Regions from separate parts of the Homo sapiens genome. Here region 2 is linked to region 1. A link is a loop called in an ENCODE intact Hi-C map of the cell type or tissue named here. Cell type or tissue: natural killer cell. All regions are shown on one strand. Each heading gives the region's core, and the rest is flanking DNA. Links, peaks and the distances in the headings are about the cores only. Region 1 overlaps CRYZL1 (crystallin zeta like 1). Region 2 overlaps IFNAR1 (interferon alpha and beta receptor subunit 1).

Region 1 (2,500 bases), core at 1-2,500:
TCAACTTGTGGAATGATCACATTTATATATTTTTACCAATTATGTAGGTAGGTAATAGTTTCTTACTATGATTTTAATTTGCTTTCTCTGACTACTAAAAGAGGTTGAGCATCTTTCCATGTTCACTGGCCATCTGGAATTCCTTTTGTGAATTCCTTTTTCAAGTGTTAATCAATTTTTCTATTGTTTTGTCTTTTTCTTATTTAGAGCTTTACAGGAATTCTTTATATATTCTAGAGAAGTCATTTGTTCATGTGCTGTAAATATTATTTTCAACTTTGTGCCTTCTGTTTTCAATCTCTTTAACAGTATCTTTAAAAAACAGAATCATCAGAATGATATTTTAAAAAGATAACTGACATCCTAACAATTCCCTGCTTAAAATTTATCAATGGCTTTACACTGTACTTGGAACCAAATGCAACTCCTAATATAGTTTAAAAAGTTCCGCATGATCTGACCGTGAAACTATTCCTTAACATGTTTCACTATTTAATTTTTGTTTTGTATTTATGTTGTACACTGATGTAATTTTTCCGCAGTACAAGAATTCTTTTTTTTTTGAGATGGAGTCTCACTCTGTCGCCAGGCTGGAGTGCAGTGGTGTGATCTTGGCTCACTGCACCCTCCCCCTCCTGGGTTCAAGCAATTCTCCTGCCTCAGCCTCCCAAGTAGCTGGGATTACAGGTGCACACCACCAGGCCTGGCTAATTTTTGTATTTTTTTAGTAGAGACGGGGTTTCACCATGTTGGCCAGGCTGGTCTCGAACTCCTGACCTCAGGTGATCTGCCTACCTTGGCCTCCCAAAGTGCCGGGATTACAGGTGTAAGCCACCACGCCTGGCCAAGAAATTCTTTCTCATTTTACCTAAGATCAACTTTATAACACTTTCACAGTCTTTACCAGCTCTTTGAAATGCTTCCTCTAGTAGCAATGATTCATGTGGACTAGCCAGAGTAGTCAGCACTGCATTTAGCAACAAACTAGTGCCATCTAGTGGGCGAAGTGGAGCATTCAAACATGCATGTTGAAATGCTCAGACAAGAGCTGAGAATTAAAACAGTAAAAACATATTAAGCACCAGGTGATAGCACACACAGTACTTTATTCCTTAGGTAACTCTTTAAGATAGCTATTCTCCCAATTTTACGGATGATGAAATAGGGTTCAGGGTAATTGATTAATTTGTCTAATGCCACATAGCTCATAAGGTGAATATATGACTTTAAAGCACATCTATTTCAACAGTGCACGCTCAATCAACGTATAATTTACTTATTGGGAACATCTTCTATCAAAAGGATTGGGACTACCATATTTTTATTAAAAACTCAATCATGTTGTCCTTAAAGAAATGCTAACTGCGGCCAGGCAAGGTGGCTCACACCTGTAATCCCAGCACTTTGGGAGGCCAAGGTAGGCAGATCACCTGAGGTCAGGAGTTTGAGACTAGCCTGGCCAACATGGTGAAACCCCGTCTCTACTAAAAATACAAAAATTAGCCAGGCATGGTGGCAGGCACCTGTAATTCCAGCTACTTGGGAGGCTGAGGCAGGAGAATCGCTTGAACCCAGGAGATGGAGGTTGCGGTGAGCTGAGATCGCGCCATTGCACTCCAGACTAGGTGACAGGGCAAGACTTTGTCTCAAAAAAAAAATTGCATGGTTAGATGTGGGTTAATGTCAACACACTTGCTTTTGTGTTGGGGGTCCACAGGTGTTTATTATGTTATAAAAACTAAACAAATAAGGCCAGGTGCAGTGGCTCACACCTGTAATCCCAGCACTATGGGAGGCCGAGACAGGCAGAGCACCTGAGGTCAGGAGTTCAAGACCAGCCTGACCAACATGGAGAAACCCCATCTCTACTAAAAATACAAAAAATTAGTCAGGCGTGGTGGCGCATGCCTGTAATCCCAGCTACTTGGGAGGCTGAGGCAGGAGAATCACTTGAACCCAGGAGGCAGAGGTTGCAGTGAGCTGAGATCACACCATTCATTGCACTCCAGCCTGGGCAACAAGAGTGCAACTCCATCTCAAAAAACAATTAAACAAATAAATGCGAGCCATATTTCAGCATCTAAGAATTATAATTTGATCTCTTTCTAGTTTAGCTCCAAAGGAATAAAAACAACAATGCTGAAAATTTTGAATGAAAAATAAAATTAGTTTTAGGCTTGACAGAATTGCTTAAGAACTGAAAAGTACAAAAGAGTTGGAAGAATTACTCTACTCTTTAACTCTATTATCAAGTTTGAGAAATAGGACTAACACCACATTTTGGGGGAATGTTTGAAACATAGCTCTTTGGTTTGGTAAAGAACAGACTTATTTGAGTTGAAAGTGACTGAGCACTGAGCACTCATTAAACAATCATGAAGGCTGGCATAGTGGCTCATACCTGTAATGCCAGCACTTTGGGAGGCCAAGGCGGGAAGATCACTTGAGCTCAGGAGTTAGAGACCAGCCTGGGCAACATGGCAAGACAGTTTCTACAAAA
Region 2 (12,708 bases), core at 4,850-7,349, 250 kb before region 1:
GGTACTAAGATATGAGTGACCTCACTAATGATGCTTTTAAACATTATAAGGCAATTAGTATGTTCTTAGGCGACTTTTTAATATGCATGCCAGAAGATAGGTTTTCTCAGTAATGGATGTAAGAAACTAAAGCTATTACAACTAGAAAAGGAATTTTTATTATTTTAAATAATTGATTTCTACTCTTTCCCTTTTTTTAAATTAGTATTTCTCTGAACAGCCATTGAAGAATCTTCTGCTTTCAACTTCTGAGGAACAAATCGAAAAATGTTTCATAATTGAAAATATAAGCACAATTGCTACAGTAGAAGAAACTAATCAAACTGATGAAGATCATAAAAAATACAGTTCCCAAACTAGCCAAGATTCAGGAAATTATTCTAATGAAGATGAAAGCGAAAGTAAAACAAGTGAAGAACTACAGCAGGACTTTGTATGACCAGAAATGAACTGTGTCAAGTATAAGGTTTTTCAGCAGGAGTTACACTGGGAGCCTGAGGTCCTCACCTTCCTCTCAGTAACTACAGAGAGGACGTTTCCCTGTTTAGGGAAAGAAAAAACATCTTCAGATCATAGGTCCTAAAAATACGGGCAAGCTCTTAACTATTTAAAAATGAAATTACAGGCCCGGGCACGGTGGCTCACACCTGTAATCCCAGCACTTTGGGAGGCTGAGGCAGGCAGATCATGAGGTCAAGAGATCGAGACCAGCCTGGCCAACGTGGTGAAACCCCATCTCTACTAAAAATACAAAAATTAGCCGGGTGTGGTGGCGCGCGCCTGTTGTCTTAGCTACTCAGGAGGCTGAGGCAGGAGAATCGCTTGAAAACAGGAGGTGGAGGTTGCAGTGAGCCGAGATCACGCCACTGCACTCCAGCCTGGTGACAGCGTGAGACTCTTTAAAAAAAGAAATTAAAAGAGTTGAGACAAACGTTTCCTACATTCTTTTCCATGTGTAAAATCATGAAAAAGCCTGTCACCGGACTTGCATTGGATGAGATGAGTCAGACCAAAACAGTGGCCACCCGTCTTCCTCCTGTGAGCCTAAGTGCAGCCGTGCTAGCTGCGCACCGTGGCTAAGGATGACGTCTGTGTTCCTGTCCATCACTGATGCTGCTGGCTACTGCATGTGCCACACCTGTCTGTTCGCCATTCCTAACATTCTGTTTCATTCTTCCTCGGGAGATATTTCAAACATTTGGTCTTTTCTTTTAACACTGAGGGTAGGCCCTTAGGAAATTTATTTAGGAAAGTCTGAACACGTTATCACTTGGTTTTCTGGAAAGTAGCTTACCCTAGAAAACAGCTGCAAATGCCAGAAAGATGATCCCTAAAAATGTTGAGGGACTTCTGTTCATTCATCCCGAGAACATTGGCTTCCACATCACAGTATCTACCCTTACATGGTTTAGGATTAAAGCCAGGCAATCTTTTACTATGCATTAAGACCTCTGATTCAAAACTTATTAGAACAGTAGCTTCTGCTGGAATTTGCAATCACTGAAGTCATAGAAAATAGGTAACTATCTAATTAGAGAAATAATTGTTGTATTTTAAGATCTGAGAGTGTGTACAAGTTTTAGTATACATGCCATGCCAGAAGATAGTGTATGCAAGAAGTCTTGGGACCAGAAAATGGCAATGATAGGAGACTGACATAGAAGAAGAATGCTTCCCTAGGAAAAAGGTCGCTGGCTTTGGTGCAAGAGGAAGAAGAATGTTCCACTGGAAGCCTGAGCACCTAATCAGCTCTCAGTGATCAACCCACTCTTGTTATGGGTGGTCTCTGTCACTTTGAATGCCAGGCTGGCTTCTCGTCTAGCAGTATTCAGATACCCCTTCTGCTCAGCCTGCTTGGCGTTAAAATACAAATCATTGAACTGAGGGGGAAAAATGTAACTAGGAAGAAAAACCCAATTTAAGAAATTACATAATGCTTTCCAAAGGCACCTACAACTTAGTTTTAAATTACTTGCTACTGGGGATTACCCATGGATATCCTTAATAGGCAGGAAGTCTGGGAATTCTGGTGGCCTCTAGGGCAGTGTTCTCACAGCACCGTTCCGACAGGGACCAGTGAAAGAAAAGAGACAAAGTTAGAACGTGCTGGGGAGCGGCCATTTCTAAGGCCAGTCTGGTTTAAGTAGTCATTTCTGCTGAAAAAACAGATGATCCTGGTGGAAGAAAAGGTTGAAGGCAGCTGCCCTCGGGAGGGCTGTGATGCTCGGCACATCCTGCCTGGCACATACACGTGTCTGCAGGCCACACCGTGCATGTCCCCAGACCTGCCGCCTGGCTTCTGGAGTGCTTCAAGCAGAGCATGGTGGGTCATTGAGGAGACCCAGGAATCTCATCTGAGAACCCACTCTCTGCCGGAGAACCCCATGGTGACACATTTTCATCTTTCTGACCAGAGGCTGTTTTTTTTTTTTTTTGAGACAGTCTCATTCTGTTGCCCAGGCTGGAGTGCAGTGGCTTGATCTCGGCTCACTGCAACCTCGCCTCCCGGGTTCAAGCAATTCTCTGCCGCAGCCTCCAGAGTAGCTGGGATAACAGGTGCCCACCACCACACCCCACTAATTTTTGTATTTGTATTTTTAGTAGAGATGGGGTTTCACCATGTTGGTCAGGCTGGTCTTGGACTCCTGACCTCATGCTCCACCCGCTTCGGCCTCCCAAAGTTCTGGGATTACAGGTGTGAGCCACCGTGCACGGCCGGCCTGACCTTTGGAAAAGCCTTGTCACTTTGGACGTTTGCGTCTTTGAAGAGGCGATGGGAGCATATCATGACTGCCTGCCACCATTGCTTTTCAGACTACCACAACTCAATCATGCTGTCCAGGACTTCTGGCCCTGTGTTCACCACTGGGAAAACGTACTTCAGACTGGATAGCCTAAAAAGGAGCAATGCCCTTGTAGGATGTGGAGAAGGGAAAATACGGACATTAACATTAAAAGACACCAGTGAAATTGTTAGGTCTCTAGGAAGTTGGAGCACAAGGCTTCACGCTTTAAGACCATCTGTGGTTTTCAGTGAACAAGCGCTGAGCACCAGCAGCAGAAAACAACAACAAAAAAACACCTCGTTTTTACCTTGTCTTCTAGACATGAAAAGGCAGTTGCATTCCACTCTGCATTATGTTCTACATGTTGCTTTATCAGTATATGCTTAGCTGTAAGTGACAAGTATTTTTTCTGAACAGAAGTTTACTTAGAAATACCATGCACTTGGGGGTACCAATTAACCGCCTGAAAATTAGCATATTGATAGTTCTTAGAGAGACCAGATATAATCTAAGAATTTATATGAAAGATTTGTATCATTAGAGCCAGAAATAATTTTATATTAATATATAATACAGATTAACATTATATATAATATGTACCTGTGTCACTTCTGACATGAGCCTGTAAACATATATTCATATATGTACCTGCACATGTACCCACCTGATGTAGGTCTTATTCCTTTAGTATGGACTTAAAGTACTTATTCATATACCTTGTAACTAAAAATTAGAACAGCTCCCTAGAATTGTGAACTTTTAAGAGTCTGACTAGAAATTTGCAACTTATAAAAAAGTTACTTTTAAAAATATAAGTTAGGGCTAGGCACAGTGGCTCATGCCTATAATCTCAGCACTTTTGGGAGGCCAAGACAGGAGGATCACTTCAGGCCAGGAGTTCAAGATCAACCAACCTGGGTAACATGGCCAGACCCCATCTCTATTTATATATATATATATAAAACTTAGAGTTTTTATCTTCCCCTAAAAGAGGCCGTGATATTTGCAGCAGCCTCAAATTGCTCTTAAGGGGTTTAGGTGTGCAGAAGCTTTCCTTTCCCTACCCAGTAACCATGTGACTACTAACGTGGTATATTGATTTATTTTGTTTGCTGTCTGTCTCCCCTGCCCCACTGCTGGAACAGAGGCTCCAAGAAAACAGGGACCTTATTATTCATTACTGCATCCCCAGTAATGAAAGTACTTAGAAAATAATTATTGAATGAATGAAATCTAAACTGTGAACCTGAGGGTGTTTGTGGCAGTGTTTGTTTTACTGAATTGTAGAAGGACATAACCGTGTTTTCAGTGTTTCTATGGAACAAACTTGTACATTTTATTTCACTTGTGTTTTGTCTTAAACCCTACTGCTGGAAACAATTTTATGTAATAAGCAATGGGCCCAAAAGTCTAGGAGTTTTTTTGTACTTAGTGAATTTGTATGCAACAGAGATGCTGCAGCTGATGCCTTTAAAAGGTATTCATCATGGAAGAGCTGAGGCCTGTGCTTGGTGTTCCAGAGCCCAGGGTTGAGCATCCTGAAGGAGCCACTGCAGCCGTCACTGTCCCCAGAGCCTGTGGAGATAGAGCCTGTTTGCTGCTTTTTCTTCCCGCTCTTAAGACATGGCTGGAGCTCAGTCTTCATTGAATGAAGTTTGCTGTGGTATTGCATAGCCTTGCTTTCTTGAACTAAACTGTTTGCCCTTCACAAGTAGTTCTTCTTTCAGGATTAGTTCGTTCCAAGGAGGCTCTTCAGTCTCACAGATAAGTAGATCTCTCCTGCTGTCTGGACACATTTCACTCGGAAATTGAATACAATTTGTATTCAGGCTGGGAACCTGAACACACACTTGTGTTTTTAAGCTTCCCTTTTTTACAGTGGACAAGGACACAAATAATAAATAAATCATCCCTAATGCCCAAGAAATGCCCTGGTACTTAGTAATAACAAAATACCAGTAACTTCCAGTTGTTTCTCACTACCTTTTTTCTTGAGTAGGATGATAATAGAATTACAACTCTTGAGGGCAACATAAATATAGGTGGATATTTGTGGTATGATATTGATGGAAAAATAGCAATCTTTTTCTTTACCTGAGGGGAACAAAGGCAAGAGGAGAATTCGATAGTTCTCATAACAAAGGATTTCTGAGTTTTCCTCCCCTTTCTGTGATCTGTCTCCACTTGGAACTCATGTTCTAGCAAAGGACATTTTGTGGGTGAAGAAGTGATTAATGATTAGGATGAAGAAAATGTTGGCAGTTCCAGCCTGGCCAACATGGTGAAACCCCGTCTCTACTAAAAATACAAAAATTAGCCAAGCATGGTGGCATGTGCCTGTAATCCCAGCTACTGGGGAGGCTGAGGCAGGAGAATCGATTGAACCCGGGAGGCGGAGGTTACAGTGAGCTAAGATCGCACCACTGCACTCCAGGCTGGGCGACAGAGCGAGACTCCATCTCAAAAGAAAAAAAATGTTGGCAGAGAAGATGTTCTGTTGTTTTTTTTTTTTTTTAAGGTCTTGAGAAAAGGGAGGAAGTTGAAAAATTTTATCACTCAATAGCTGGATTAAATTAAACATTACGTCTCACAGTGACTCACCACCCTTGAGCCTCCCTCCCAGATTTTCTGGATACATCAAAGTTAAGAAGAAAAACCTATTTTCCTATCTTTCCAGTAAAAGGACCCTTTTTTCTAAACATAGTCCTTAAATATATAATAGGCTTTTTGTGTACTTGACTCTGTTGTCTATTCCCAAATTTTATAATACTTTTAATATTCTGGAATTGTACTTAGAGAGATTATTCTAAATGTTGTAGTATAAAAGTACATCATCCACTCTGAAATCTCCCTAAAAGAACTCCACTGCATACACGTGGAGAAGTCATCATGCCCCATCTGTGTCTGTACCTGCGGGTGTGTCTAGCATGCTCCCTAGGGAAGGGATTTTATACCATTTGCTTATATTTATTTGGCAAGCTCCATGAAAACAAGGACTGTTTTTTAACTTTGTGGCTGACACTTGGTTGCCTAAGTGTTTAACGGTGATTGAGCGGGGACGTTGACGGTACAAACACTGATTGAATTTACCACTGGAGGGCAACAAGTCACCCTGTTCAGGCTGACAATCGGTTACTATTCAATAATTCCATTCCCAGAAGATACGCCAAGTATGTTTATACAGGTGGTTTCTTAAAGTTCTGTTTGTGATTATCTCGTCTTGAGCAAATGAGGAAAGGATGTGAAGAATCTGGTGTCCCCATGATCTCACCCAGAAATGGTTTGGTAGTTACAAAGCAAGATAGAGCAGTTGAGCAAATACTTAGCCCATCTAGTCCTCTACCACTACCACCTTCGCCTTTTAATGAGCAGGACTTTGTAGTAAGCGAGTTGTTGAAAAGGAGCTCCACATACTTAGTAACAGCCTCGGAGCGGATGGAAAGAAGTAGGCATTGCTGCAGAGCTGAGATGAACCTGCAAGGAGACAGCCTTGGCCCCAGGGAATGATCACTGCACTGCGCCCCCTACTGGCCTGGCTGAGATGACTAGCTGTGATTCCCTCCTTAGTCTCACCTGTTGAAGATGGCGCAGAACAGTTACAGCCATGATCAAAAAAGATAATTAATACTTTAGTGTCTCCTGCCCTATCCGCCCCCAGGGAGAGGCCAGACCATTCAGGGTGCCAGCTGGAGGTTATAAGGGTGGAGTGTGGAGACAGTGTTTCGTGTCACTACTTCCTTTTTTTTTTTTTTTTTTTTTTTTTTTGAGACAGAGTTTTGCTCTTGTCGCCCAGGCTGGAGTGCGGTGGGGCGATCTCGGCTCACTCCAACTTTCACCTCCCAGGTTCAAGCAATTCTCCTGCCTCAGCCTGCTGAATAGCTGGGATTACAGGCGCCTGCCACCACGCCCAACTAATTTTTCTATTTTTAGTAGAGAGCTTCCTGATAGCTGAACATGCAGAGGCTGCTGGGAAGGGCATAGAATCTCTGCAGTCCTTCTCACATACCTTATCCTATGTATCTCTTCATCTGTATCCTTTGTAATAGCCTTCATAATAAACCGGTAAACATAAGTTAGTGTTTCCTCTAGTTCTGTTAGGCAATCTAGCAAATCAGTTGAACACAAGGAGGGGGCCATGGGACCCTCAATTTATAGTCATTCAGTCATAACAGGTAAAACCTGGGGCTTGCAATTGGCATCGGAAATAAGGGGGCAGTCTTGTGGGAATGAGCTCTCAACCTGTGAGATTGAAGCAGCATGGTTGTCTGGGGTAATACGTGTGGTTTGTTGCCCCACGCCAAGGAAATCGAGGATGGGGACACAAAAGGAGTGGGTTCAAGAGCGGAAGTTTAGCAGGCAAAAGAAAGAAGAGACCTTCCCTGTGCAGAGGAAGGAGTCCCGAACAGGTTTCCGGGTTTACAGCGAGATGCGGTTGCTTTTATAGATGAGCTTGAGGAAGCGGTGTCTTATTTACGTAGGGCACAGAGGATTGGTTGGACCAGGTGTTCCATTTACATAGCACAGGAAGAGGCTGGCCATCCCACCCTCATCTGTTATTATGCAAATGGCACCTCTACCTAGCCCAGGCCTTGTTGCCTGCTTTTTTACTGCACACGTGGCAACAAAGAAAAGGGAAAAGGGAACTTCAATATTGAATATACCTGACTTCCAAGTATCCCTTTCCTATTGGCACAGCTGCTGGCATTCGCCTATGCAAGCTTCCAGTTTGCTTATCTATGTTTGCAGCTTGAGTTTTCAGGCTCTTTTTGTTAGAAAAGAAATGATTTGGGGCTTCTTTTTATTAAAAGGCAAACCTTACTGAGGACTCTTTTATCCTCACTAACTGCCTAAATAAATTTTGTTTAGGTGTTGTATCAGGATCTGATGCTATCTCCAGGTAGACAGTGTCAGAATTAAATAGGAGGATACCCAACCAGTGTCTGCTGCAGAATTGATTGCCTTCTTGTTAATGGGGAGAAATCACTACGCATTTGGTCACAGAAGTCTTCTGTGTTTATTGTTGTGGCATGAGAGCAGAGGAAAAACGGTTTGAGATTTTTCCCCTCAAAAACATAGGGGAAATCTTCATGATATTGGACTTGGCAATGATTTATTGGCTATGACACCAAAAGCACAGACAACAAAAACAAAAGTAGACAAATGGGACTACATCAAACTTAAAAACTTCTGCATATAAAAGGAAATAATCAATGGAAAAGACAACCTTTGGAATTGGAAAAATTATTTGCAAAATATTTGCTTTGATAGATTAGCAGATAAAATGTGGTGTTCACATGCCACGGAATATTATTCAGCCTTTAAAAAGAAGGAAATTCTGAGGCCGGGCGTGGTGGCTCACGCCTGTAATCCCAGGACTTTGGGAGGCCGAGGCGGGCAGATCACGAGGTCAGGAGATCGAGACCATCCTGGCTAACACGGTGAAACCCCGTCTCTACTAAAAATACAAAAAATTAGCCGGGCGTGGTGGAGGGTGCCTGTAGTCCCAGCTACTCGGGAGGCTGAGGCAGGAGAATGGCGTGAACCCGGGAGGCGGAGCTTGCAGTGAGCCGAGATCGCACCACTGCACTCCAGCCTGGGCGACAAAGTGAGACTCCGTCTCAAAAAAAAAAAAAAAAAAAAAAAAGGAAATTCTGTCATGTGCTACAACATAGGTGAAGCTTGAGGACATTATGTATGCTATGTGAAATAGGCCAGCAACAAAAATATAAATACCATGTGATTCTACTTACATGAGGTTTCTAAAGCAATCTAATTTCTAGAGACAGAAATTAGACCGATGATTGCTGGCGGCTCAAGGAAGGGGAAAATGGAGAGTTGTTCAGTGGCTATAAAGCTTCAGTTTTTCAAGATGAAAAAGTTCTGAAAATAGGTAATACTACTGAATTGTATGTGTAAAATGGTTAAGATAGTAATTTTTTTTTTTTTAAGAGACAGGGTTTCACTCTGTTGTCCAGACTGGCCTCAAACTTCTATCTCAAGCGATCCTTCCGCCTCAGCATCTGGAGTAGCTGGGACTATAGGTGTGCACCACCACACCCAGCTTTAAAAAGGTCACTATTTTACTTATTTATTTTTAATTAGGGCAGACTTAACAGTAAGTGATTCATCCTTGGTTTCTGATACATTATTTCCTCCTTTTTCTAAAGGAAGTCTGCTCTCTGCCATTATTTTATCTGCCCAGAATACAAGTATAGTAACGTCTTATTACAAGCTATACAAATCCTTTTTCAAAGTGAGTGTGCAGACTGGGCTTGGCGGCTCACGCTTGTAATCCCAGCAATTTGGGAGGCTGAGGTGGGTGAATCACTTGAGGCCAGGAGTTTGAGATCAGCCTGGCCAACATGATGAAACCCCATCTCTACTAAAAGTACAAAAATTAGCGGGGCATGGTGGCACACACCTATAATCCCAGGTACTCGGGAGGCTGAGGCAGGAGAATCACTCGAACCCGGGAGGCAGAGGTTGCAGTGAGCCGGGAGTGCACCACTGCACTCCAGCCTGGGCAACAAAGTGAGACTCTGTCGTGAGTGTGCAGTTCATCACGTAGGCTTGTGTTGATGTCAACATAAGGCAAGTACTTCCTCATTGCTCTACATCAGTGAAGAAATGTGAACACCAAGGTTTAGACTGAGAAGTAGGGCAGGGAGATTGGATGGAGGTAAACTTTAAACATTTCATGTCTTAATTTCTGCTTGTTTACCCCCAAGAGAATTTTATAAATCCATTTATTTCTTCATGTTTTAATTAACATCTAAAATATTTCCTGACACGTTTAAATAGTTGCAAAAGAAATACTTTACAGTAAGTTGTAAATATTCACATTTTAAAATAAACTTGCTTTATCGCTCTTATAAATGCATTCAATGGAATCTCCTATCAAAGCAATTTGATACCCATCATTGTCTACTTTGAAATTACAGAAACTCGGCCAGACATGGCGGCTCACTCCTGTAATCCCAGCACTTTGGGAGGCCGAGGCGAGAGGATTGTTTGAGTCCAAGAGTTCAAAACCATCCTGGACAACATAGTGAGACGACCTTGTCTCTACAAAAAAATGAACAGAATTAGCCAGGTGTGGTGGTGTGTGCCTGCAATTCTAGCTACTTGGGAAGCTGAGGTAGGAGGATCTCTTGAGCCCTGGAGGTCAAGGTATAGTGAGCCAACATTGTGCCACTGCACTCCAGCCTGGGCAACAGAGCAAGACCCTGTCTCAGAAATATTTTTTTAAAAATTTTTTTAAAAAGAAACTCCAGAAACTGTTCTTTATGGGTTCTGAAACTTTACACCATTTCCTTTCCTCCTTGAATTCATATTCTTATTCCCACAAAAGTTCATCTTCATGCAGTAGATTTATTGATCATCTATCGTATATCTTTGCAACAAAAAAGTATATAAATTGATATATTTCTTTTTATATGATCATAGTCTCTGAATGTTAAAAAGAAAAAAATCTGGTTGGGTGCGGTGGCTCATGCTTGTAATCCCAGCACTTTGGGAGGCCGAGGTGGGTGGATCACGAGGTCAGTAGTTCAAGACCAGCCTGGCCAAATGGTGAAACCCCGTCTCTACTAAAAATACAAAAATTAGCTGGGCACGGTGGCAGGAGCCTGTAATCCCAGCTACTCAGGAGGCTGAGGCAGAAGAATCACTTGAACCCTGGTGACAGAGGTTGCAGTGAGCCAAGATCAAGCCACTGCACTCTAGCCTGGGGGACAGAGTGAGACTCCATCTCAAAAAAAAAAAGAAAGAAAGAAAAATAGCTTTTCTGGATTATTATTGCAATTATTAGTATACAGTTGATCAAATATTTCATAACCTTTGATAAATAATTTTTCAGCATAAAAAGTCCAATTTCACTGGAAATGCATCTCTTTTATTTATTTACTTATTTATTTATTTTGAGACAGAGTCTCGCTCTGTCACCCAGGGCTGGAGTGCAGTGGTGCTATCTCAGCTTGCTGCAACCTCTGCCTCCTGGGTTCATGCGATTCTCCTGCCTCAGCCTCTCGAGCAAGTGGGATTACAAGTGCATGCCACCATGCCTGGCTAATTTTTTGGATTTTTAGTAGAGACAGGGTTTCACCATATTGGCCAGGCTGGTCTTGAACTCCTGGCCTCAAGTGATCTGCCTGCCTCAGCCTCCCAAAGTGCTGGGATTACAGGCATGATCCACCACACCCTGCCTGGAAATACATCTCTTAATTAACTGGATGGAGCTTCTTCCCTCTTCCTTCAATGCCTGCAGGTGTCACAGATGAACATGCCTTCTTGCCACATGGAGACAGGACCTAGTGCCTCTGCTGCTCCTGTTTTCCATGTTTTGGGGTGAGGCTTTGTGATGGGCTTGGAAGGAATCCCAAAGTGTCACCTCCACTCGAGTCTTTGGATTCTTTCTGATTTATAGGTCAAAAGCTATTTAGTGAACATTTATCAAAAATTATCTCTATCTAGTTGCTGAGCATGATATGAAAGGAAAATAAAAACTCGGGACTCCAATTCACTCTGCCAAAAGAAAAAAACTAAGCTGAAAGCTGAGTCATGCAAGAAGCTGCCTTTCCTTTTGTTCCTAAGCAGAGAGCTAGAGGTAAAGGTAAGTGTCTTGGGGGGGATATTTAACCTACTCTGTGTTCACCTTATCTTCTGTAAAGTGCTGATTTTCTGAGCATACAAGGAATACATAATTGAAATTGACTATTCCCCTACCTGCTCCTTTTCTCTTGCAACTTGTGGATTCGATAATGTGACCATACCCTCCTTCTTTCCATACCAGCCTGTTTTTTCCCTTATATTGAAGCCCTCAAAATCATCTTTGGAGAAAGGCACAGACCTGTCTCCTGGGCATTGTCCTTAACCTTGGCAAAGTAAACTTCTCAATTGAGACCTGTCTCAGATACTTTTCAGTTTACAATCAACAGCAGCTAACATTGACTGGGCGTGGTGGCTCACTCCTGTAATCTCAACACTTTGGGAGGCCGAGGCAGGTGGATCGTTTGAGCCCAGGAGTTTGAGACCAGACTGGGCAACATGGTAAAAACCCTCTCTACAAAAAATACAAAAAAGTAGCTGGGCGTGGTGGTGCACACCTGAGTCCCAGCTACTCAGGAGGCTGAGGTAGGAGAATCACTTGAGCCCAGGAGGTGCATGTTGCAATGAGCCAAGATCAAGCAACTGCATTCCAGCCTGAGTGACAGATTGAGACCCTGTCTCAAACAAAAAGAAAAAGAAAAGAAAAGAAAAAACCCAGCAGCTAACATTATAAAAACAGAAACTGCCAAACATTATACATCTCCTGATGGACAGATCAGGAGTAGTCTTGAAAAAACCCATTGTTAGGAATGATAAATTCCTCTTCAAAGGGTTTAATTGTGTAAAGTTCTTGCTCTTTGTTCAGAAGCCCAACCTCCTTGTACTCTCATTTCTAGCCTGCAAACAACTCTTCCGCTCTGATTGTGCCCTGACATGCCCAGACATGTTCAGACATGCCTTGTACTCTAACAGACAAACTACTCCTACCCCATCCTTCTCTTAACTGCACGTTTGCCATATTTAGAGAAAGTTTAAGTCTTATCCAGTTGGGTTAGTTTAGATTGTGCGGTCCAACTCCAACCAATGGGGAAAGGACACAGGAACAGAAGCTGCATGCGGGGTAAAAACCCTTCTCTCCTTTGTTCGGTGTGCTCTTGCAAGCAGATGGACACAGGCAGCACTCTTCTGCAGAAGTAAATGTGCCTTGCTGAGAAATTTTCTGTCTAAGTGCTGGTTTTTCTTTGCAGCACTGAGTGCTTGTTTCTAACACCATCCTGACCTGGCCTTAGATCGAATTGCCAACTTATAGAAAATACAGGGGACAAAGAAACAGGTTACATGATACTGTACAGATGCAAATTCCAGACTATGAGCA

The links. A loop is a pair of places that touch in the nucleus more often than their neighbours do. Peaks named below come from ENCODE experiments on the same cell type or tissue, not always from the same donor. Only the 100,000 strongest peaks of a DNase experiment are listed, where the experiment ranks them.
Region 2: a loop joins it to region 1, with 3 times the contacts of the local background. A loop is called at or near these places in 5 of 110 quality-filtered maps.

What each region holds. Positions count from the first base shown.
Region 1 is chr21:33,604,978-33,607,477 of GRCh38, forward strand. All of the region lies in intron 6 of CRYZL1 (crystallin zeta like 1), which reads right to left. Among named protein-coding and RNA genes, the nearest start is that of DONSON, 18 kb to the left of the region's middle. RefSeq lists an enhancer at 862-951. In natural killer cell, for the core only: CTCF peaks have their summits at 991 (motif pointing left) and 1,190; a DNase peak (open chromatin) is centred at 984.
Region 2 is chr21:33,355,111-33,367,818 of GRCh38, forward strand. It overlaps IFNAR1 (interferon alpha and beta receptor subunit 1), which reads left to right. Exons shown (of 11, transcript NM_000629.3): 11 at 206-4,754. The coding sequence ends at 439. Among named protein-coding and RNA genes, the nearest start is that of IFNAR1, 36 kb to the left of the region's middle. RefSeq lists a silencer at 6,113-6,407 and enhancers at 11,293-12,492, 11,443-12,144, 12,145-12,708. In natural killer cell, for the core only: CTCF peaks have their summits at 6,322 (motif pointing left) and 6,521; DNase peaks (open chromatin) are centred at 5,931, 6,311, 6,781 and 7,251; H3K4me3 peaks cover 911 bases; H3K27ac peaks cover 810 bases.